Regions from separate parts of the Mus musculus genome. Here regions 2 and 3 are each linked to region 1. The links are chromatin loops, found by intact Hi-C in ENCODE. Cell type or tissue: heart. All regions are shown on one strand.

Region 1 (8,000 bases):
AAGTGCTGGGATAAAAGGCGTGTGCCACCACGCCCGACGATATTTCATTTCTTTATTGAGGGTTCTAGATAGGGAGAGATTTGGGCACATGCAAAACATATTGTGAACATGTCCTAATTTTGATCAAGGTATTTCCTTCCTTAACAATTAGGATATGGATCACAGCAATACTCTAGGAGGTATAAAAACAGTGACAAAGTCATATATGACCAAAGCGTGTCCAGAGGGTATTATCTTCCTCACTGAAAAGTGTCCCCAATTTAACATTGTATACCTTCTGTAAGCAAATGTTGCTTTAAAGCATTTCTGAAGTTCATATTATCTTAGGTTAAAGATACATCAATTTTTTTTTTTTTGTCAGAAGAAACGCCTTCCCAACTAGGTTTATAGATTACAAGATATAAGGACAAGAAAACTCCCAAACATCATGAGGATGTGTGTGTGTGTGTGTGTGTGTGTGTGTGTGTGACCTTCCATAAAGTGTTTATAAGTAAGGCAGAGGAACTTCTGCAGAGAAGGCCCTTCTCAGGCCTTTTATCTTCTATAGGCACCCGTTTTCATTCTACTCTGACACCGAGTCTATATCTGTTTGTACTCAAACTTTATGGAACAAATGTATACTGGCTCAGGCAAGTATCTAGTGCAAACTGCAATGCTACCTTGAGCCAGATTCTCTATAGGCTTCCAGGAAGCTTTTGGACAAAAGCAACTGGGTGACTTGCAACCTTGACAGAAGATTTTTTCCCAGCTGGGCATGGTGGCACACGCCTTTAATCCCAGCATTCAGGAGGCAGAGGCAGGTGGATTTCTGAGTTCGAGGCCAGCCTGGTCTACAGAGTGAGTTCCAGGACAGCCAGGGCTACACAGAGAAACCCTGTCTCAAAAAAACAAACCAAAAAAAAATATTTTTCCCCATTTCCTTGTGTGTGTGTGTGTGGTGGGGAGGTTAGGGTATCTCCAACATTAAGAGTGTGTGCTATGTGCAATAACAATCATGCAGCGCACTATCTCTTCTATTGTAAACATACTCCAGAATGAAATGGAAGCCTAATAACAAATTAGTGAAAAGATCTATATACAGTTTTTAGATCAAAGCAAGAACTACTTAGCAGTGTTTAAATGCATCTAACAAAATCCACAGCATATATACAAGTTCAGTTCTCCAATTCTTCTACTAAAAACAAGAACCTCGTAAAAATAAGTATATTTGGAAACAACTACTGCTTTAATAATATCACTAAGGTTGAAATCAGATTCAGAGGTCTGTGAGGAGCCAAAATATTCTAGAACCCACCTGGAACCACTGTATTTACAAACAAAGGTGACTGGAATCGGAGTAATTTCTGACAAGCTTTTCCCTATGGTCAAGTCTGGGTCATAGTACTGATGTTTACACATATAGTATTTATTGCTACTTTTTTTCTTTTTTTTTTAGTGTCTTTTTTATTATCAGGTATTTTCCTCATTTACATTTCCAATGATATCCCAAAAGTCCCCCATACCCTCCCCCCCACTCCCCTACCCACCCACTCCCACTTTTTACTTTTAATGATTAAAAATTTTACTTGAATAGTTAACATTATTGCAATGAGCCTTGTTGATGAATGTAATCCATCAAAAAAAAAGCTGTTTAGAATTGTCTACTTTTTGAGTGTAAAAAGATGCACTATGTTCATAGCAGCCTTATTTATAATAGCCAGAAGCTGGAAAGAACCCAGATGCCCCTCAACAGAGGAATGGATACAGAAAATGTGGTACATTTACACAATGGAGTACTACTCAGCTATTAAAAAGAATGAATTTATGAAATCCCTAGGCAAATGGATGGACCTGGAGGGCATCATCCTGAGTGAGGTAACCCAATCACAAAGGAACTCACACAATATGTACTCACTGATAAGTGGATATTAGCCCAGAAACTTAGGATACCCAAGATATAAGATACAATTTGCTAAACGCATGAAATTCAAGAAGAACAAAGACCAAAGTGTGGACACTTTGCCCCTTCTTAGAATTGGGAACAAAACACCCATGGAAGGAGTTACAGAGACAAAGTTTGGAGCTGTGATGAAAGGACGGACCATCTAGAGACTGCCATATCCGGGGATCCATCCCATAATCAGCTTCCAAACGCTGACACCATTGCATACACTAGCAAGATTTTGCTGAAAGGACCCTGATATAGCTGTCTCTTGTGAGACTTTGCCAGGGCCTAGCAAACACATAAGTGGATGCTCACAGTCAGCTATTGGATGGATCACAGGGCCCCCAATGGAGGAGCTAGAGAAAATACCCAAGGAGCTAAAGGGATCTGCAACCCTATAGGTGGAACAACAATATGAACTAACCAGTACCCTGGAGCTCTTGTCTCTAGCTGCATATGTATCAAAAGATGGCCTAGTCAGTCATCACTGGAAAGAGAGGCCATTTGGACTTACAAACTTTATATGCCCCAGTACAGGGGAATGCCAGGGCCAAAAAGTGGGAGTGGGTGGGTAGGGGAGTGGGGAGGGGTATGGGGGACTTTTGGGATAGCATTGGAAATGTAAATGAGGAAAATACCTAATAAAAATATTTAAAAAATGCTTAAAACAAAATAATTGCTGCTCTCCCGCATCTGGTGCTCCTGTCATATTGTTCGCCAACTATAACTGAACCGCCCTTGATTTGTGCATGTCTTAGCTGCTGCCTCAGAATCTCCCTCAAAGCCTGGCACTTAATAGGAGTTCAGTAAATACTTGTCTGTCCTAAAAATATGGACCCCTTCCCTTTTCTAGGTGCATGAAACATCTAAGGAAAAAGCTCAGCTTTTCTTGGAAGACTGTTGGCTGTCTTACTAAGACACAAGGAAATGAGGCCATAGGGTTATGTTTACACTCAAGCTTCAAATTCCAGTCTGGAACACCTCGGACACGTTGCAGTAAGCTGCAGGCAAAAGCTCCTCTCACCTACAGCAGCCAGAGGGTGGTACCAGATGCCTAAAAGGGGGGTGAGATTAGGAAGTGATGGGGCCTTCTGCCCACTGCTTGTTAACTCATGCTTCACTAGACCTCCAAACAGCATGTTATGTGTTTGGGTTACTAAGATGAACAAAACCCGCGTGTACACTAAGGACAAGCATTCGAAAAATAAGACAATCCTCGGCTCCAGTGCAGGGGCGGGGATTTGCGCGAAGGAGGCGCCAAGGTTTCGCGAAGCGGGAGAAACTTGTCCCACGGTCCCACCCACCTCCCCAAGATGGCGCCTGCCGCAAAGCCCATTCCGCGCCAGCTCTACTGGAAGAGTCCTTTTTCAGGCTATCGCTTCGGCCAAACTCGTCCGGAGCGCAGAGGAGCCCGAGGTTAACGAGGTGCCATGCATTTCGGCAGGCTGCGTCCCTAAAGGCCAGTTCCCAATAAGTACAGACACGCGGCGGCAGCCGGGCTCCGAGGCCCCGCCCCCTGGCCGCGCAAGCGTCGCGGACCTTTGACGTCCCGTGGGCGGGTCGGCGCGACCCGCTACGTTGCCACCCGCGCGGACAATGGCGACTGCATCAGCCTGAGGGGGACTTCGCTCTCAACTCGTTGCCTGACGTGGCGGGGAGGAAGCTGTGGCGCCTCCGGAACCGGCCGCAGCGGTGACAGCGCGCCTGCGCGCTTCCGCCTCGCCCTGGCCCCAGCAGCGGCGGCGGCGAGGCCCTGCGGAGCCCGCCAGGTGGGTGGCAGCGACAGCGCTGACCATTTGTTGGCGCAGGCGTGCACGAGGGGGGCGGGCGGGAGGGCGGAGTCTGGGCGGTGCCTCGCAGACTTCCCAGGGTCTGCTGGGGCGCTGCGGGAGGCGGCCCGGGAGTTGCAGTGCACAGTCCAAGCTCTGCAGACCTCTCTTTCTCTGCTCTTGTCCAGCGCCCTCTCGGCCTCTTCACTTCTCTGACCGCGGTGTCCGGGACTACGTGAGAACCATGAGTGGCAACAACTTGAGCGGGAACGATGAGTTTGATGAGCAATTGCGAATGCAAGAATTGTATGGAGGAGACCCCAAGGAAGGTGACACCCAGAATGAGCCCTCTGGAGAAGCCCATTCTTTGGGACAACCACCAGATGACACTCCTTACGAGTGGGACCTTGATAAGAAGGCTTGGTTCCCTAAGGTAAGAAAGAGTATCGGAGTCCCACTGCGGAGCGGGGCCATAGGGTTCACTGGCAGCCCTTGCGGGACATTCCTCTTCTGTTTGCTCCACTGAAGTACTAGGTCTCTGAACCGGTGGTTGGTGGCTAGTCTATTGGTTCAGTCTATTGCATTCCCGATGTATAAAGGAAAGTAAATCTTAGGGTGGTGCCTTAAGTGATTTTTTTGTGCCTTATTAATTTGTGTATGTATGTGAAGGTCACAATTCGTTTTTATCTTGATATTTTTACTGCACAGAGGAAGAACACCAAGGAAATCACATTAGTAAGACTTTTATCCTGTATAGCCAAACTTAATTTACGCTTCCTGTACATGTTTGTGTAGAATGCAGCTTGTTGATTTACAGGGTGGAAGAGGTGTCATTCACCTCTACTGAAGAAACTTTTCTTGATTCTTGTTTTATCTATTAAATTTTGTTCCAGGGCATCTGAGTTCGGACCCTATAACCACAGGAATATGACTAGGAATGCACAGGAAATGAATGAAAGAGATCTATACATTTGTACTTGGGAATTGCTAAGTGTTTAATTTCAACATGGAAATAGCACAAGTGGTGTTGAACCTGGTCTTGTAAACTGTATGGTAACTGTACTCTGTTAGTCTTAGCCTCATAGGAACTTTGGCATCAAAGGGAACTAACAGCGCGACAAGCGACCGGAGAGGCAATCACACAAAACTTTTTCCATTGTGCAGGGGGATTGATTGTTGGTTGAAAAATTTCAGCTATTTATTTGTGCATATTTTAAGCATCCCAAACTGTAAAAATTTACAATTGAACTTCTGGACTGGCAATGCCCACTTGACTGTACATGTGATTTCTTTAAAGAGCGCTTTTAGTAGTCTGACAAACAATTATTTGGTATCTGGGTACCCAAAAGTGGATTCGGTGATGAAATTACTAGTTGACTTTGGGTTTTACCATCTCGTTTATTCAATACTTTTTTTGTTTTATGTATTGGCCACTTTAGTCATATACACTGTAGAGAAGTAGTAATTTATAAACATGTAGGAACGGGTGATAGCATCACTTAAAACTATGCGTGTTGTTTTGGCAGTCTGTGCACCTTTGTCCTACTTTGATCACACTACATGGTGTCCATATAAGGAGACTGGTCTTGGGTTGTACTTGAATTAGTACAGCTGCTTGTGGTGTAAACACTTGTTTTAAGTTTTAGGTTATATTTCTGAATGTACAGCCTTATACCACAGTTTCCACAAGTAAATTAACCTTGTCTGCATGTGTTTTGACTTCTCTATTTAGATCACCGAAGATTTCATTGCTACGTATCAGGCTAACTACGGCTTTTCTAGTGATGGTGCATCCAGCTCTACTGCGAACGTCCAGGACGCCAACACTAAGGCTGTAGAAGAACCTCCACAAAAAGAAGTCCCGGAGACCCCTGACTCCAAAAGGAAGGGGGAAAAGAGAAAGGCTGAATCTGGCAAGTGGTCCTGTCCTTGCCAAACCTGCCTTTAGAAGTGAGATAGGAAAAATTTGTAAATCCGTTTTACATTTTGCAGAATTATAATAGCGTTGAAAGAGCGATGATGTGACGAGTTTTCACTTTCAAATAGGCGTAAAGTCATGAAGAACAGAGGTAGCCCTTTTTCTTTTTCAGAGCGATAAAGGTCATTCACAGTCGAAAGGTTTATGTATTTTGCACGCTCTGTAGTGATTTGAATTAGTCGTCGTCTTCTGAAATAAAGAGAACATTCTAAAACTTTGAAGAAACTGCCATTGCCAAGATTTCATAATGTAATTCTTGTTTCTTTCGAATGTTTTATTTATTTCCCTTTGATTTTTTTAGGATGGTTCCATGTTGAAGAAGACAGAAATACAAATGTATACGTGTCAGGTATTTATACTGTTGCAATGCCGTTTTCATGTTGGAAACATTTAGTGTTGAGACTTTGTGCTAAGTGAGTTTTAGTTTTGGTGGGTTTTGTTCACCTGCTTTTGTTAGCTAGGAATTTACTTAGTATGGAATGAAGAAAAGTTATGCAATGTTACATGCTGTTCTTATGCCTGCCTTAGATAATTTATAGCAGTTTGTTCCTTCAGATTTAGTGAAGTGTAAGCATAGCATAACTGATATTTTTTAGTGTATAAAATACAGTCTTCACATTTATAGATAGGAAGTTTTTGTACTCCTTTATACAAGTCAGCTTTGTATTCACGTAGAGGTTTCAGGTTTCTCATTGGTAAAATGCTAAAAACTTTTACCTTCATTAAATACTTTGAAATTGTTCTCTGAAATTACAGGTCTCCCTCCAGACATCACAGTGGATGAATTTATTCAGCTCATGTCCAAATTTGGCATTATTATGAGAGATCCTCAGACTGAAGAGTTTAAAGTTAAACTGTACAAAGATGATCAAGGGAATCTTAAAGGAGATGGGCTTTGTTGTTATCTGAAGGTTGGTATTTGGTCAAGTCTCTCATCCCTTCCATTTTTAACCCAGGAAGCAAGGCTCGAATATTAGAGATACTAGCCCAAACCACCAACCATCCAAAGCAAAATACAAAGAAAATAGGTCACCTTAGTGACACTAGGATTATTTGCTTGTTTTAAGAAACTGTTTGCTACAAGATCAGCATGCTATATAAATAGGTAATTGAGGGGCTTCTCTTTTTTTTTGGTTTTTCGAGACAGGTTTTCTCTGTATAGCCCTGGCTGTCCTGGAACTCACTTTGTAGACCAGGCTGGCCTCGAACTCAGAAATCCGCCTGACTCTGCCTCCGTAGTGCTGGGATTAAAGGCGTGTTCCACCACGCCCGGCGAGGGGCTTCTCTTATCTTCAAGAATTTCACTGCAAAGACCTCTTCCTCAGTGTATGTAATCAAGAGTGTAAAAATCTGAGAAGAAAAAAGCCATTGACATTTTATTTGCACATTGGAGTGAACTGGAATGGAGTCTAGCAAAGTCGTGACTGCTGTCTGTTTTTGCAAATACAGTTTTGTTGGAACACAACCCCACTGGCTCACTTATGTTTTTGTGTCTGGCTACTTTCATGTTTCATCAGAAGCATTGAGTGGTTGTAGCGATAACCCTGACTCTCAAAGCCTAAACTGTTTACTAACTGGCTCTTGACAAAAGGTGTTTTCTAACGCCAAATTAGACTAGAAAGGAGATGGTGAATTATACTTACTGCTTCAAACACCAGGGAAGAGAATTAGAATGGAAATTGGCAGAACTGTGTATAGTCTTTTCACTGCAAATTGTACAGGCCTTGATTGATGTGAAAGGAAGCTATCATTTCTGGGAACACCAGTCAGTCAGTCATCTTCGTGGCACTTGTCATCTCACCTGGCACAAAACAAATGGCCACAATTATGACATATGCATTTGTCATAGAACCTGAAAATAATTACAAATCAAGTAAAAAATGATAATGTGGTAGTATAACTATCATAGGTGTGTAGTTAGTGGGATCAGAAGAAAGTAGGCTTGAGATGGCAAGGTTTGGGGTTATCAGTTTTTAATCTGGTAAGTGAACCCTTCCATGATCATTTGGGATGTTAATCTTCTATGTTCATATGTAAAATTTGAGAATTTTACCAGCACAAAGTTGACTAAAAATCTGTGAATTGAATTTTAAAAAGAACAGGGTGTTGATGGGAACTTAAAAAAAGTTTTTCTTTTATTTATGTATATACATGGGGGGCATTTATATATGTGCTTATGAATGCTGTTGCATACAGAGGCCAGAAGAAGATGTTGGACCTGTGGAGCTGGAGTTATAGAGTGTTATGAGCTACTGGGCCTGCTGGGAGCTGAACATGGGTCCTCTGCGGAAGCTACCCATTATGGCTTCTGGGAGCTGAACAAGGGCTC
Region 2 (8,000 bases), 170 kb after region 1:
AAGTACAAAGTGAATTCCAGGTCAACCTGGGTTCCATAAAATCTTGTCTTCCCCCAAAAGGGGATAAATTCAGTAGACAGAGGCAGGTAGATCTCTGTGAGTCCCAAGCTAGCCTAGTCTGCATAACAAGTTGTAGGCCAGCTTCTGTTTTCTTTTCTGTCTCAAAAAAGAAAGCAGAAGTGTAAGTGGGTAATGTATTTATTAAACTGAAAAGAATCTGGTCCTTTTTTTCTCATTCAAATGGTTCAAAAGTGAAAACATCACAAAACAAACATCCTTTATAGAGAATTTGGGGTGCAATGTATCAGGTGCAATGCCTTCCTGTGCAAAAAGAGGAGCCTTAATCAGTAGTATCTTATGCCATAACACATGTAAGACCATCAAATAAAACAATTAAATACCTCAAGAAAGCAAATATATCAATACTTTTACTTCCCCCTGCCTCCCACCTTTCACCCCCATCAAATCTAGCTGTGGAAGCTGAGATTTGAAATCGGGTGCACACACCACTTTGAACCCACTCAACAACTTGGCAGAGAAAAGGGCACACTGTTGGTGGGGACTCTGCCCTAGCCGCAAGAATATGGGTACTTTCAAGTTGGTGGCACCCACTACAATGGGAGATCAAAACACAGTTAAATGAACACATGGTTTATTTTCATACTTCCCTGCCTATTTTAGGCTTGGTCGTGGGAGGCAGGTCAGGTTTGCAACAGCATGAGGTAGAAGGAAGAAGTGGGGTCTTGACTCTGAGCTGACGCTAATCTAGGTAAACTGACAACTCTAGCTATGTAACATTCATGATAAGTTAAATGTTTGCACTCCTGTTTAGCAAGAATTTTATAACATTCATAAATCTCAAGTCATTTATGCTTCATTTTAAAACCATGTATTTATTTATGTTTGAGTATGCCTGTCTGTGTGAATGTATGTACACATATAAGAAGGGTAGTGGAGGTACACAAAGATCAGATGACGGTGTCCTTGTCTTAGCACTCTCCACCTAGTCTCCTGGACTAGGAGCTTTCCTTGAACCTGGGACTCAAGTCTTCTCATGTAGGTTGGGTACCAGCGTGTCTCAGTGATCTCCTCTATGCCTGACCACCCCAGTCCCTTTTGTGTTGTTGTTGTTTTGAAACAGGGTCTTGCTTAGCCCTGATAGGTCTCAAAGTCAGTATGTGGCCAAGGATGACGTTGACCTTGCCTTCATGATTCTCCTGCTTCAATGTTGTCTGGGAATTTTAGGTGCATATCACCAAGCCTGGCTAATCATTTGCACTTTCTTAAATTCAATGGTAAATTGGTTTGGAGAACTCGAAAGGGAGGAGAAATTTTGCTGTTACATGCCATTTTATTTAACCTTTTCAGATCTCTGAAACATGCTGTAATACTGTCCCTGTTCTGTTGATTCAGAGTTAGTGTCAGGTTCCAATCTGGGGAGATCACGTGATGTGCCCAAGTTTGAAGAAAACCAAGGGGGAAAAAAAAAAACAAACCTCTGAAGCCCATATAAACTTGGTCTCTGTAATCCCTTGTGCCTCTGAGGGCCATAAAGTGCGTTGAGAATTCATTCTCACATGAAGTCGGCATCTGACCTTAAACCTTATTTCCTGTTAGAATATATGCCGTGCTGTGCTTAAACTGACCAGCGATTCCCTCTCTTTCTTACAGTTCTACAGTGGGCCAAGAAAGGATATTATACCATGAAAAGCAACTTGGTAATGCTTGAAAATGGGAAACAGCTGACGGTTAAAAGAGAAGGACTCTATTATGTCTACACTCAAGTCACCTTCTGCTCTAATCGGGAGCCTTCGAGTCAACGCCCATTCATCGTCGGCCTCTGGCTGAAGCCCAGCAGTGGATCTGAGAGAATCTTACTCAAGGCGGCAAATACCCACAGTTCCTCCCAGCTTTGCGAGCAGCAGTCTGTTCACTTGGGCGGAGTGTTTGAATTACAAGCTGGTGCTTCTGTGTTTGTCAACGTGACTGAAGCAAGCCAAGTGATCCACAGAGTTGGCTTCTCATCTTTTGGCTTACTCAAACTCTGAACAGTGCGCTGTCCTAGGCTGCAGCAGGGCTGATGCTGGCAGTCTTCCCTATACAGCAAGTCAGTTAGGACCTGCCCTGTGTTGAACTGCCTATTTATAACCCTAGGATCCTCCTCATGGAGAACTATTTATTATGTACCCCCAAGGCACATAGAGCTGGAATAAGAGAATTACAGGGCAGGCAAAAATCCCAAGGGACCCTGCTCCCTAAGAACTTACAATCTGAAACAGCAACCCCACTGATTCAGACAACCAGAAAAGACAAAGCCATAATACACAGATGACAGAGCTCTGATGAAACAACAGATAACTAATGAGCACAGTTTTGTTGTTTTATGGGTGTGTCGTTCAATGGACAGTGTACTTGACTTACCAGGGAAGATGCAGAAGGGCAACTGTGAGCCTCAGCTCACAATCTGTTATGGTTGACCTGGGCTCCCTGCGGCCCTAGTAGGCCAAGTTCTAAAGTCTCCCACGGAGAATTGAGAAACTCTGCCTCCACCTCCCCCCCCCATACCCCAACACTCAGTATTTCAATGTCTCTACTCTCTCTTTCCCTCTCTCCCCTCCCTTTCGCTCCCTCCCTCTCTCCCATCTCTCTCTCTCTCTCTCTCTCTCTCTCTCTCTCTCTCTCTCTCTCTCTCTCACACACACACACACACACACAGACATACACACACACACACACACACACACAGACACACACACACACACACACACACACACACACACGGAGTCAGGCTATTGTTGGCTGGTTCTCTTATTATCTACCCTGTATCTGTCTACAGCACTGTCGGGTCTGTAGACAGGAGCTCTTGGCCTTCCCATTCCTCCTGATGGAATGACTATATTTAAAGAAATCTGTTGTAGCTCCCTGAAATCTCCATTGTTTCCATAGTGAACTTAATGATTATGTTATTATTTATTTTTTGATTAATAAAGACCCTCTAACATTATTGTTGTTGTATAGCTCTCATCCAATTTGTGGGGAGGAAGAAGTATTTGGAAGGAATTTTGCCAACTCTCTTTGGTGGGAGGCTGTTACCATAAGCTTAGTTCTCAAGCTGAGCATACAACAATTTATACCGTAACAACATTCTCTCTGCAAGTCTGCTATGGCCTTTGATAGATGAGACGGAAGTCTGGTCAGTGAAAAGCACTCGTTCTCTGTTCCCACCTTGCTCTGGAATGGTAGAAGGGGACTGGAGAGAGAGCCGTAAATGAGAAGCAGGAATCAATCTTTCTAATAGCTGTGCTCTAAGCAAGAAGAAAACAGAGCTGGAACAACCTGAGGGTGATTTTTGGCTCTGAGCCTTCCACTGAAGCCAGGGGGAATATTTCTTGCTACCTTCAACTGTGATGTAAGAAATGATAATGTAAGAAACTCAAGAGTTTAACCGGTAGAATGTTTTGATTAAAAGAAGCACATCCATCTAAAAAAATTACTAATGTAGGAATAAAAAGGCGAAAGTGTCTTTCCTCTTGTCCTTGCTCTTCAGTCGTATGGATGACACAGCTGTATCTTGACGAGAGCTCTTGTAATGTGAAGACTCACTGAAAAGCTGAAATTGTGCTCGACAAGCCTGTGTGTCTATACACATTCCCCAACAAGAGACTTTAGGTATGAGCAAGAATGATGCTTGTGGATTTAGTAACTCAGTAGAAATATGTGCGCTGTGCCTTTGTGCCCAGAACTGCAAAGGAGAAAAAAGCATCAACTGATCAAACTCTGCGTAAGCTGCTTAAAGGACATGATGCAGCAGCCATGGCGGCCTAGTAGATTGTGGCCATGATGCTCTTACAGTGTGGGCCTTCCTTAGGAAGGCCAGAATCCTACGTCTTCTTGAAAGAAGGCATTAGCTCAGTCAAAAGGGAGGGTAACAACATATGTATCATAATTCTTTCTTCCTTACAACTGATGTCCATATTGTGGCATAATCTTTTTTTATGCAGTTTGTTTGAGTTAGTGAGAATAGGATGGGCGTGCGACATCACTAGTTTAGTAGTGTGTCACCTGGAGAGATAGATTTTATTTTACTTTTTATACACTTTAAGATATAATACTATTCCTTCCCCCTTCCCTTTCCTACCTACAGACAGATGCCCAAAGTCCCTCCCTCCCCTTCCATGTCTCTCCACTCTCAAATTAATAGTAGTCTCTTTTTCTTTGATTATTAGTATTACATACATATATTTTTGATTATTAGTATTACTATATATATGCATAAATATATAAATATAATCCACTGACTCAATTTTTGTTGTTTACATGTGTGTAGTTTCAGAGCTGACCACTTTGTAAACAGTATTTCCTAAAATAGCTGTACAAACAAGAACATAACACCCCAGGCATATTTTTTAAAACTCTTTGTATAGTCATGTTTTCTTGTTTAGAACATTGCTCCAGTGTTTCAGCCTACATTCTTGTTCCTTGGGAACCGTTATCTTCCAAGCTAGTTCTACTTCTAGTAAGGAATTTGTTCAGAACAGCTATATCCAGCTGGGTATGGTGGTGTGCACCGGAGATACCAACATAGCTTTGGAGAGATGAAACAGAGTTGCAGCAAATTCAAGACCAGCCTGTTTTACCTAGTGAAATCCAGGCTAGCCAGGATATTGAGATTCTTTACATTAATTAATTAGTTAAATGATTGTAAACAGAAGTAATAGCGTTGATATAAAATGCTGCATTTTCGAGGCCACCTTCTCCTCTCCTAGAATCTCTACTGCCCTCTAGAGCTGCTTCCCACAGCTCCATCCCAGATTTTTTTTTTGACCTTGCACTCCAAACAACCAAGCCCCCAAGCCTCTCACCTTGTTTCCTCACAAGGTCTCCTCGCTAGTTCAAAAGCCTCTAACTCCAACAATTCACCGTCTCCTTCTGCCCTACATTCCCGAGGGTCTCTCTGCTCGCAATAGGCACGGCTTTAATAAACACTTTCAAGTTACTAATGAAATACTTTTGAGGTAGGGAGAGTTTGGAGTTTGATTTGTTTATTTTAGCATTTGGGGGGGTGGGGGACAGGGCCCAGGCTGGCCTAGACCTATGTGTTTTTGCAGGACTTGAATCCATGGTGATCTTCCTGCTTCCAATTCTCATCCTCCTGGGATGACAGGAGTGAGTCACCTGAGTAATAGTTTGGGTTTTTATATCCCCTAGAAGTCCTCTACCCCTCATCAGTGGGCTCAGGCTCTCAGATCCAATGCATGCAGATGGAACTTTGGATCTTGCTACCTACGGGACAACATCTTCTGTCAGTGTTGCTTATTCCACCAATTGCCATCTTCCTCTACCCCACTTACCAAAGCAGAAACCTGCCTTGAGCAAGGATCCTCTTGCTTCCCGCTCCCACATGCTGGAATTAGAAGCCTATGCCACTGTACTGGCTAGTTTTGTGTCAACTTGACACAGCTGGAGTTATCACAGAGAAAGGAGCTTCAGTTGAGGAAATGCCTCCATGAGATCCAACTGTAAGGCATTTTCTCAATTAGTGATCAAGGGGGAAAGGCCCCTTGTGGGTGGGACCATCTCTGGGCTGGCTGTCTTGGGTTCTATAAGAGAGCAGGCTGAGCAAGCCAGGTGAGGCAAGCCAGTAAAGAACATCCCTCCATGACCTCTGCATCAGCTCCTGCTCCCTGACCTGCTTGAGTTCCAGTCCTGACTTCCTTTGGTGATGAACAGCAGCATGGAAGTGTAAGCCGAATAAACCCTTTCCTCCCCAACTTGCTTCTTGGTCATGATGTTTGTGTAGGAATAGAAACCCTGACTAAGACAGCCACCATGCCTGCTTTGTTCAGTACTAGGGGATTAAACCCTAGGCTTTGTACATGCTGGGAAAGCAGTGTGCCAGCTGAGCCCCAACCCCTAGCCCATAGTGCTGTCTTGATAACCATGGAAAGCTAAGGGAAAGAATTGAAATACACTCTCATTTTTGTTTTGTTTCCAAACAAAGAGAAAATGAACAAGGTACAAAATATTGCAGTCTTTGCTGTTTGGAAGGAAGCAAGGAACCACAAGATGCAAATGTCTGCTGTAACATGCTTTCAGATCAGGAGTACCCCACTTAAACAGAAGTAGCAGTGCCCTCCTGGGCTTCCAGTGGGAATGTATTTTGTGGTGTATTCAATCATTGCCATTGGAGCAGATTCTCTATATGGAGAGTTGCTTTCTCTTTGAAGAAGAAACTTAGAGCTGAGTGTGATTGCTGTTCTGCTAGTCTTGTAAGATTGTGGTTAGCTCTGGAGCTAGCCAGATAGAGTTGTAGTCCAGGCTTCACAATTTGTCAGTTTTATAACCATGGACAAATCGTTCAACCTGTCAGTAACTGTCCACATCTGAAAAGTTGGCTTTTGTTTTTGACACAGGGCCCAGGTTGCCCTAGACCTATGTGTTCCTTGCAGGGCTCGAATCCATGATGATCTTCCTGTCTCCAATTCTCCTAGTGAGGATATTATTTTTTGTACAGTTGATAGGGTTGATGAGGTCAGCAGAAAACCCCAGTAGACTGCTCTCTCAGGCTCATCACCAAACGAAGCACACTGTGGAACCCAGAGCAGTGGTCTGCATTCCGCACTGCAATTGGGTGAGGGAAGGGGGCATCCTAAGGTAGATCCCACTTGGTGGCTCCGACATCTGATAGCCCTTACCTGTGAAGTGGAAGGAAGAAAGCACCAAGTGTGGAGTGAAGTGAAAGCAAAAATACAGAGGAAAGAAGCTAGCAGGAGAGAGACAGACTTCTGTGAGGGAGGGAGAGGAAATGGAGGGGGAGGGGAGAGAAAGGGGAAGACAGAGAGAGAGCACAAAGGGCCATGTGCAACCGTGCACACCTGCAAATCTGTAACTCTAGCACTAGGGAGGCAGAAAACTAACAAGTTCAAGACTAGCTTAAGATACACTTGAGTTTACTCAGCCATGTTTGAGCTACATTGTGAGATTCATTCAAAAATGAACAAACAAAAGACCACTTCAGTTGCAAAGAATAGAGTTTGAATACAACAGAGAAGCCACTTTGAGGTATTGAAAAGCAATTCCCTAGATTTGACAAGTGTTCACTGGTAGACTAGAGATGTAGCTCAATTCATAGTGCATGCATATCATGCATGAGGCCCTGGGTTTAATACCCAGTACGTCATAGTACCTGGCTTAGTAATGCACATGTGTAATCCAAGAGTTCAGAGGCAGTGGAAGCAGAATTGGAAGTTTAAGGTCATCCTGGGCTACATGGTATATCTGAGGTCACCCTGGAGTACACAAGATTCTGTCTCAAACAAACAAACAAACTCAAAAATAAACACAAAATGGAGCTTTCTGCGGATTTCACAAGGGTTGTTTAATGGGCACAAAAGGCAGAAGAAATGTGGTATAGAAAGCTCAGTTCCAAGAGATAGACCAGAATATAGGCTCAAATCACACCCCTACCATGAAGTACTATATAATTCAATATCTGGGTACTTTTATTCACCTGTTAGATGGAGAATAACAGCAAGAAAGACCTGACAGTGTTGTTCAAGGTTTGATGAGCCTAAATATGTGAACTATTTAACCAAGTGCTAGTATGTGGGACTTAAATTTAACTATTCAAAGCAAGGAAGAACCAGTAAGGCAGCTCAGGCAGACAGTTAATTTAGTCTCTCCAAAAATGTGGGGACAAGGAAGTGAAAGGCAGTGGTATTCTGGTGAATTAATGGCTTCACAATCATTCCACGGAAGTTGTGACCCAAATACTACTATGACTACTGCCTGTCACTGCTACTGCTGTAGTGTCACCCACAAAACTTGAGCAGAGACATAACAATGTGGACTACAGAGACCAGAATATGTTGGAAATGTCCTACAGGCCACCGGAAGGCTGTCTAAATTAATACTCTCCACTCCACCCCAAATATTGGCATAAATGAAGTATATGCGAACCCTCTTTGAATCCAGAACCCTTGTTGCAACTTAACAAACTG
Region 3 (8,000 bases), 180 kb after region 1:
TCAGTAAGAAAAAAATAAAACACAGGACCTTATTTATAAAGCACTGTTTATTCTTGTTTATTGAAAATGTCCATTTTAAAAGTCTTTAAAATAAAAACAAGTTTAGAAAATCTGAGCTCCTATAAGAAGGGACATAACAGAGGGGAAACTGAAAGGCCCCTAAGGGCAGCAGTTTACTTCCAGAGTATTGTAAACAACACAACTATGGAGACATGACTGTGGAGTTAACATGGCTTCATTTCCTTTATATTATTTAGTGTGTAAGCATGGGCAGCCCACTGCACAAGTTTCCTTATCCAGAGTACCAAGGGCCTCTCCTCATAAGGGCAAAGTCCCCAAACATGCATATGTACACATCCTTTATGAGACCTTTCAATGTCTTAAGCAATGAACTAAATTATTTGGCGACCACAAAAGTGGTTTTTCCTATGGACAAATTTTGCACATTGATTGCCAACTATTGACCAAGCACAGACAGGACAAATGGGAACATGTGGGTTGCTACTGTTATTCCTTTTGTAAAAATGTTTTACATGAAAGATGTCTCATAGAAATCTCTGGGCTTAGAAACAGGACAGCTGTTCTTAGCAACCTTTACTCTCTAAGCTGACAAAGATAGCTCTATGCGATTGTCTGAGGTTGGCCTTTAGGAATACTCCACATCCTGTGGGTGCTATAATGTTGGCCATGTAACATGAGATAATAGCACTGTACCATAAAGTTATGGAAACTGTGAGAGCCTCCATATCACAAAGGAAAAGGGCTCCTCAACAAGCTTTTAGGCCTCAAGGTTGGTTTTGAAACAACCCTTACAGGGCCCAATCAAATAATATACACGTAAGCCTTTGGTTGGCTTTCTGCATCTTTTTCCAGTGACTTTGCCATCTGGCCAAGTTGTGCTGTCATCTGAGGAGGTAGGTGAGAGCTGTGTTCCTCCATCCTCAGCCCATTTTGACTTGTGTTGAATTTAGGTATACAGTGTTCTTCTGGGGCTCTCTGTGAAATCTGCTTTCTCACGGGTCACTTTTCTGGACCACATACAAAGTCAATGGTTTGACATTATAAACAACTTGAACAAACTAGTTTCAAATAGTCAGCTTCACTGACAGCCTGCTCCAGCTAGGAGGGGCCCTTTAACTCAGGGTCTATAATCTGGATCATCATCCTAGAGGCCACTGATGAGTCCAACTTCTCATTGCAGAAACCAGAGCTTGGTGAGATGGGATGGAAGGTGTACGAGGGCACAATATTTTCTCACCCAAGTTGTTTAGAAAGGTGAAAAGGTTGTCATGGGAATATTCAAAGTAAAGTCATTGCTCACAGTAACTGACAAGATAAGCAAAGCAAATCCATGATCATTGACACCCCACTTTGTATGGCTGGCTAAAAGCATGGGGTTGAGGGGAGGTAGAAAACTTACATAGAGGCAGAGGGCTGGGCTGTAAAGCTACGCTATACTAGGGATAAGTACTCCATCAAGCTGCTTTGCCCTGCTGCTGACGGAGGACTGCCTGAAGCAATTTGCTGAGAGACTTGGTGCTGGTGTGGATGGTTGGAGTTCCTACCACACTGACTTTAAATGGACAACAGCACAGAGGGCAGAGGGCATAAGGGCACTACACTGTTCTTGATCTCAACAGACAACATGGGCAATAAGTTCTTAAAGTACTGAAGGGGGCCATATGATAGTAAAGGGAAGTGCAACTGGGTCACTGGGCAAAGGTGTTCATTTTCACCTACTCTATACATAGCCTGAGAAGCTTAGCCTCCAGCGAATTAGGTAGTAAAGGGCTGTTGGGCATAGCAAAGTATTGGGGCCATTTTGGCCACCACGTCAGGCTATTTCCCCCTGTTAAAACAAGTGTCAATCAACTGATAACCAAGCAATAAACTCTGAATCAAACAGTGGAGGGGGAAGGGGGAGGGGAAGGGAGAGAGGAAGAAAGAGAGAGCATCCCAACACCACAAAGCACAAAGCTCAAATGCACAGTGAAACCATTCAGCTGGCCACTTTAAGGAGTGCTGAAGGCACTGTGCTCAGCTGCACAGTGATGGTTACTGGAGAATCGAGGTCTTGCTGCTGGATTCAGATCGAATGCATTCATCTGTTTGTTTCAACAGCTTCCGGACCAGCTTCTCTAGGTCCTTCCTCGACTTCAATTCTTCTTCCAGACATTGCTTCATTTTTTTATTCTCCTTGAAGGGAAAAGAGTTATTAATCACTGAGCTAAGGCAGCCCTTCTCGGGGTTCCTCCCCCTCCTACTTCCCCTCCTCATCATAGCATCCTTCACACTGACTACATATTCTGAGAGCAGGCTGTCTCTTGGTTCTCTGCCTGTGTGTAAGCAGCCTCCTACACTCTTCACTTTTCTCCAAATGTCCTTGCAGATGGAACCTGCTGCACAGACAACTTGCTCCATGCTTTTTCATTCAGGATTACTTTTCTTTCAATGCAAGCATGTGCTAAGAGGCTCCCCAAATATCTCTGGTGCCAACTTCATCTTCTGAGTGCCAGACCCATAGGGCCATATCAATGGGGCAGGTCAAATACCTTAAACTTATTATGTTCTAAAGGGAACTTAGTATCACTTCTCCCACTACCCGAAACCTCTTCCAGTGCTTCTGGATCCTTGAGAGGTTGCCCACCATAGCAAATTAGACAACCAGGGAAGACGCTTCTCTAATGTCTGTTCTCTCCTGATCCTTGCCCTGTGCCATAATGTGCCATAAGCCTCGACTCTGCAATGTCTCTTTATATTTGCTCTATTCCTCATGGCCTCACTGGCCGGCCTCAGCTCTCGACTTCACCATGCCTCATCCAGGATATGCTAAGCATTCCACAAGTGCTCCTGCAGGCTCTCGACTCCCCTCTTCCCTATGCATCCCCTTCTCACAGGTACAATCAGTCTTATCACATATGGAACATAGGACCACACTGCCCATAAATTCACAAACCACCACAGACAACTCTCTCTTCCATCTTTCCTTACTAACTTCTTTCCTCTTTTATATCTCCTTCATTATTCCCTTTATTTGTTTTCATGACAAGGTCTTGCTATACCAGACTAGCGAATCCATGATGTCCTTACCTCAACCTTCCTAATGGCTAGGATTGCAGACAGGTACCACCATACCTGAGCTTGCTTACATTTATTAAAAGATGTGTGGGAACAAGAAAGCTGTATCTAAGTTTGGGACTCTGCTGTATATATCTAAATAGAAAGGCTCAGAAATTCAAGGCCATATGGTAAAATAAATAAAACCCACCTGATACCACAAAGAAAATAGCAACCCTCCCTTAGTATCTGCTCCTGGGCTCTTCCTGAATCCCTCTCCCAGTGGCAAAGAAGACAGAGCAATTCTATTTTTATCTGAGAAGATAGCTTTGGTAATGCATTACCTGCTTCAGTTCCTTGACCTCATCCTTCAAGGCATAGACAGTATCAACAAGGCTCCTAAAATATACAGAGCAAATTTATAAATGAATGGTTGGTACTGAAGTGCTGATAAATAAGGAGCCTACCATTCTATATAAATACAGAGATGGAAATATCAGTGGGTTTCTACTTGATGGGGAGAAAGAATGACCCACATCCTTTCTCTTCATAGGAGGAAACCTCTCATCACATATGCTCATTTCAACACCATGTTACAGCATCATTTCTATACTGCACAGTTCACTTCTCAGTCCCAGCTCATGTGACCAGAACATAACAGATTGCAACAATGAAATGTGTTTTCTTTTTCAATTTGAGGACATGGTAGACAAATTTGAAATGATATATTTAAAGTATAATATTTAAAGTATACAGCTTTGGTGTGTTTGTCTTATGAAATTATGTCATAAATGAAATTATTATCACAACCATCACCACATGTATTTATAGCTACAATTTGTGTGTGTGTGTGTGTGTGTGTGTGTGTGTGTGTGTGTGTGAGAGAGAGAGAGAGAGAGAGAGAGAGAGAGAGAGAGAGAGAGAGAGTATTGGGAACACAGGAGGTCAATGCTCTTAGTAAATTTCAAGTTTAAAAAAATATTGCTATAAAAAAAAAAGCCGGGCATAGTGGCGCACGCCTTTAATCTCAGCACTTGGGAGGCAGAGGCAGATGGATTTCTGAGTTCAAGGCCAGCCTGGTCTAGAGAGTGAGATCCAGGACAGTAGGGCGATACAGAGAAACCCTGTCTTGAAAAACCAATATATATTGCTATTAATTATAGTCACTGTTAGATAGACTAAAACTTACCTATCACCCTATACAAATGAACATTAAACTTTTTTTTTATCACCATCACCTATTTCTTCTACCCCCTCCAAGCTTCTGGTCTATTCTGCTCCTATGAGTTCAATTTTTAAAAGAGTCTCATCCTTTGGTTTTATTGCTGCAGCTTTAGAGTAGGGGTAAATATTACTTACAATATAATTAAAGCTATGCTATCACAAGACCCTATATATGCTACAATAGCCATGCTATGGTATTACTCTTTATTTAGCTAACCTTTCATAACAGAGAATTAGGACATTAAAAAAATAATAATTTTTAAAAAATGATGATGAAGTTCCCTGGTTAGTGGTGGCATTCCTTGTTTCTCGATTTCTTCCAAATCAAGGAACTTTCAGATCAGATTTTAGTTGGGGATTTTTTTTTAAGATTAATTTTTATGTTTGATGTGTGCGTTTATGTGCATGTGAATGCAGGTACTCAAGGAGGCCAGAAGAGGGCGCCAGATCACCTAGAACTGGAATTTCAAGCAGTGTGAGCTAGGTGCCCTACCTGTGTCTTGTGAATTTAACCAGGGTCCTCTGAAAGATCAGCTGGTGCTCTTAACTACTGAATCATCTCTCTAGGCCCTAGGTTTTCGTTTTTATTCTGTCACTTACTGTCATTTTGAACATGTGTAACCAGTTTTCTTTTTGTCTTGTCATGGCTACTACTTACTTTATATATGAAATAAGGATAATACTACATCCCTTGCAGCCTTCACAAGGCTAATGATGACTACTATATCAATAATAATGTTCTTAATAACAATAATTACTATAGATGGGCATACATTTTTGAGTGCTAACCTTTATAAAGGTTATAAAACATTTTGTGATCAAAAAATAACACAGAAAGTATCTCCATCACTCACATTTTACAGATGAGGAAAACAAATTCAGAGAGGTGGAAGAGCTAGCCCAGGGTGACACTAACAATAGCCCAGGCAATAACCCTGACAATACACAGCAAATTGAGAGAAGAACTTGGACTCTAGCCTGTTCTCTTGAGCAGGACTATGTATGTGCAGCATCCCTCCACGGCCTTTGCATCAGCTCCTACCTCCAAGTTCCACCCTTGTTTGAGTTCCTGCCCTGGCTTCCCTAGACGTTGGAGAGTGACCTGAGAGTTGTAAGCTGAGATAAACAGTTTCTTCCTCCAACTTGTTCATGGTTATAGTGTTTTATTATAGCAACAGAAGCCCTAAGACAGGATGTCATGCCTACTTTAGGCCCCAGACATGTCAAGAAAGCAACATTCTCTACTCACTTCTCTTCAATGATGGTCTGCCCATTACTTCTGGTTTCTTCAATAATGAGTTTCTCTTCCTCGGGGAGTAGAACTTGTGGAACAGAATCTTTACGAGTACCTGTAAGTGATGATCACGATCATGTAAGATGGGGTAGGGAGTTATCAGAGGCAGACCTAGGTATTTGTTCCTTTCTATTGTAGTTACAGCAGAGACATTCTTCATGCCCTTGTACTCAAAGGGCAAGCATGCCACTTTTACACTTCCCGATAGGGGACTCTAAATGACCAAATGACCTTATTTTGTCTTCAAGAAGGGGAACTGATGTGGTAGGAGTCCCAGACTTTTCTGTTTTCCCTTTCCCAGAGCAAAGAGCTCATCACTGATCACCCAGTCTCTGCATGCCTCCAAGAGTCACACAGCACATCCCATGATCACTGGGAATTCTTTAATTTCAGTGAAGATCGGGCTGAGAGGCAGCACTGCTCTGGGGTACAACACGGCAAAACGGGCTGCAGAAGCAGCACTCGTTCCTTCCATGGTCCTCTAGGAAATGCAGAGCAGCCTAAAGCTATTTTGGTGGTGGGTACAGTGGAGATGGGAGATTATCTCAGCAACAAAACTCAGGTTTCTTCACTTCTCTCTGCCCACACTGCCTCTCCAGCCTGGCAATCTAGATCCTTCCTCTCTGGGTTCAGAGACATAATCTTTGGTCTGTCTAAGCCACTGTCTAGGTCACTGTTTTGGAAGAGTATCCTGCACAGAGGTATACATTCACTGCTTTCCTTGACCACTTCCATTTCCCCAGAGGGAAGATGTGTTTCCCTTTCTGTGTTCGGAGAATGGCCCTTCATCAGTATGCAGAAGATAAATGGATGGATAAAAGAAAGCCAAGAGCAGTCATTTCTAGGGAAACAGGACATTAGACTGGCCCATGATGCTGCTGAAATGTTGGCCACATCTGAGTGTCAAGCGGGATACTTCCTACATGTCCAAGGGAATGTAAGAAGGAGGAACAAAACTGCTCTTTTTCTTAGGGCAGATCACATGCCTGAGCTTTTACCTCTGAGTACAGGGCTAGACACCAAAGTAGAAAAACAAGTGGCTCAGAGGTGAGGTAAGGTCAGATTTTGTATGAGGGATGCTCTGGTGTCTCCTCGTCCCCATTTCCACCCTACCTTTCACAATAAAAACTTCTCTCACTCTCCTCCCCCAGCTCATCAAAACTTATTAGAACCGAGCATGCCAGAAGTGCAGCCAGGTTGCATCTGTGGTACACTGTCCCTGTTCACAGTGAAATGTATTGATTTCCACATCAAATGCTTTCCTTTTGTGACAGCCTGTGAGATGTGTTACTTTGTGTTAAGGCAGTCTCTTATGAAATCCCTCTCATTCCGAGTAAGCAGCTGGTCAGCAGCTGTGAATACTACAGCACCAGGGGATGTTCATTCCCTATGCAGATGAGAAAAACTCTCTAAAGGGGCCAGTTCAGTAATGGCGTAAAGTCTGAGATGAGAGAAAACGAAATATATAATCTATGTGACCTAGAGTGCGAAGAGCACAAGGGTTTGTCAAAAGGCATCACCCAGCTTTCAAGGGTATAACCTAAAAGCTGTTTAGGCAAATGCCCAAATCTCACAGCTCCTTGAGACATTTTATACATTGTGAAGTCTCAGCTGTGTAGCTACATTTTTCGGATTTTCAGAGCAACTTTGAAACCCAAGTCTGATGAAGCATCGCTCACTTCAATACATAGCTGATGAGAGATAGTATTCTGACTTCCTTTCCTATTCTGCCTATAAGACGAGATTAGCATCAGTTTGCAGACACAGGAACTCTCTGGGCTCTTTAATTCCTAACTAGTGCTGGTGGAGGTATCTGTGTAGATCAAAAGAGAGTGACTTTAAAAAAATTTTTTTTCTCATTTCTATCACCTCTAACATTTTCCCTCTTGCATCTCTTTCTCTCTGGGTGAAAAGCAACAGTTCATAAGCAAACCACCCAGTAACTAAAGCACCTTATCTGAAAGATTCAGTCCTGCACTTCTGCTCTGCATTGAGTCACATGCTTTTCATACCCTGCAAACCCAAACCCCATCTTATTGAAGGTTTTTTTTTCCTTCTAAGAGACAGTGAGCACTAAACAATAAAACCCCATTCATTAGCAAAAGCAGTGTGGCGAATTCTAATTGAGCCATTACCTTGTTGAAAACTGGCGCTGGTGCAATAAGCTTCGATCACCTTAAGAATCTGAGCATCCTCTTCCAGGGCAGCAGTACCTGTCAAATTTAATCAGTAATAACTTTTGCTACATATATGACCCCAAACACTCAAAATGATGTGTTGTGCCCATCACTGCCAAGGGTTCGCAGTGTTTCTGAAAGGCAGGTAGAAATTTGTTCAAGCCCCACGAGGCAAAAGAATGCTATCAAGAATAACCCCAAGAGTTCTGGGGTCATTACCCAGGGGAAGGAATGTTGCTTTGAAGTTC

The links. Peaks named below come from ENCODE experiments on the same cell type or tissue, not always from the same donor. Only the 100,000 strongest peaks of a DNase experiment are listed, where the experiment ranks them.
Region 2: a loop joins it to region 1, with 1.9 times the contacts of the local background. A loop is called at or near these places in 2 of 42 quality-filtered maps.
Region 3: a loop joins it to region 1, with 2.7 times the contacts of the local background. A loop is called at or near these places in 2 of 42 quality-filtered maps.

Annotation. Positions count from the first base shown.
Region 1 is chrX:57,050,073-57,058,072 of GRCm38, forward strand. Htatsf1 (HIV TAT specific factor 1) reads left to right here and starts at 3,498. Exons shown (of 10, transcript NM_028242.2): 1 at 3,498-3,693; 2 at 3,882-4,126; 3 at 5,426-5,606; 4 at 5,973-6,020; 5 at 6,428-6,582. The coding sequence starts at 3,938. In heart, no CTCF peak of the experiment used is centred here; DNase peaks (open chromatin) are centred at 3,289 and 3,629; H3K4me3 peaks cover 2,329 bases; H3K27ac peaks cover 1,659 bases.
Region 2 is chrX:57,221,540-57,229,539 of GRCm38, forward strand. Cd40lg (CD40 ligand) reads left to right here. Exons shown (of 5, transcript NM_011616.2): 5 at 1,672-2,503. The coding sequence ends at 2,048. Among named protein-coding and RNA genes, the nearest start is that of Cd40lg, 13 kb to the left of the region's middle. In heart, a CTCF peak has its summit at 4,775 (motif pointing left); no DNase peak of the experiment used is centred here.
Region 3 is chrX:57,231,456-57,239,455 of GRCm38, forward strand. Arhgef6 (Rac/Cdc42 guanine nucleotide exchange factor (GEF) 6) reads right to left here. Exons shown (of 22, transcript NM_152801.2): 19 at 7,711-7,788; 20 at 5,531-5,630; 21 at 3,402-3,456; 22 at 30-2,196. The coding sequence ends at 2,056. Among named protein-coding and RNA genes, the nearest start is that of Cd40lg, 23 kb to the left of the region's middle. In heart, a CTCF peak has its summit at 4,708 (motif pointing right); no DNase peak of the experiment used is centred here.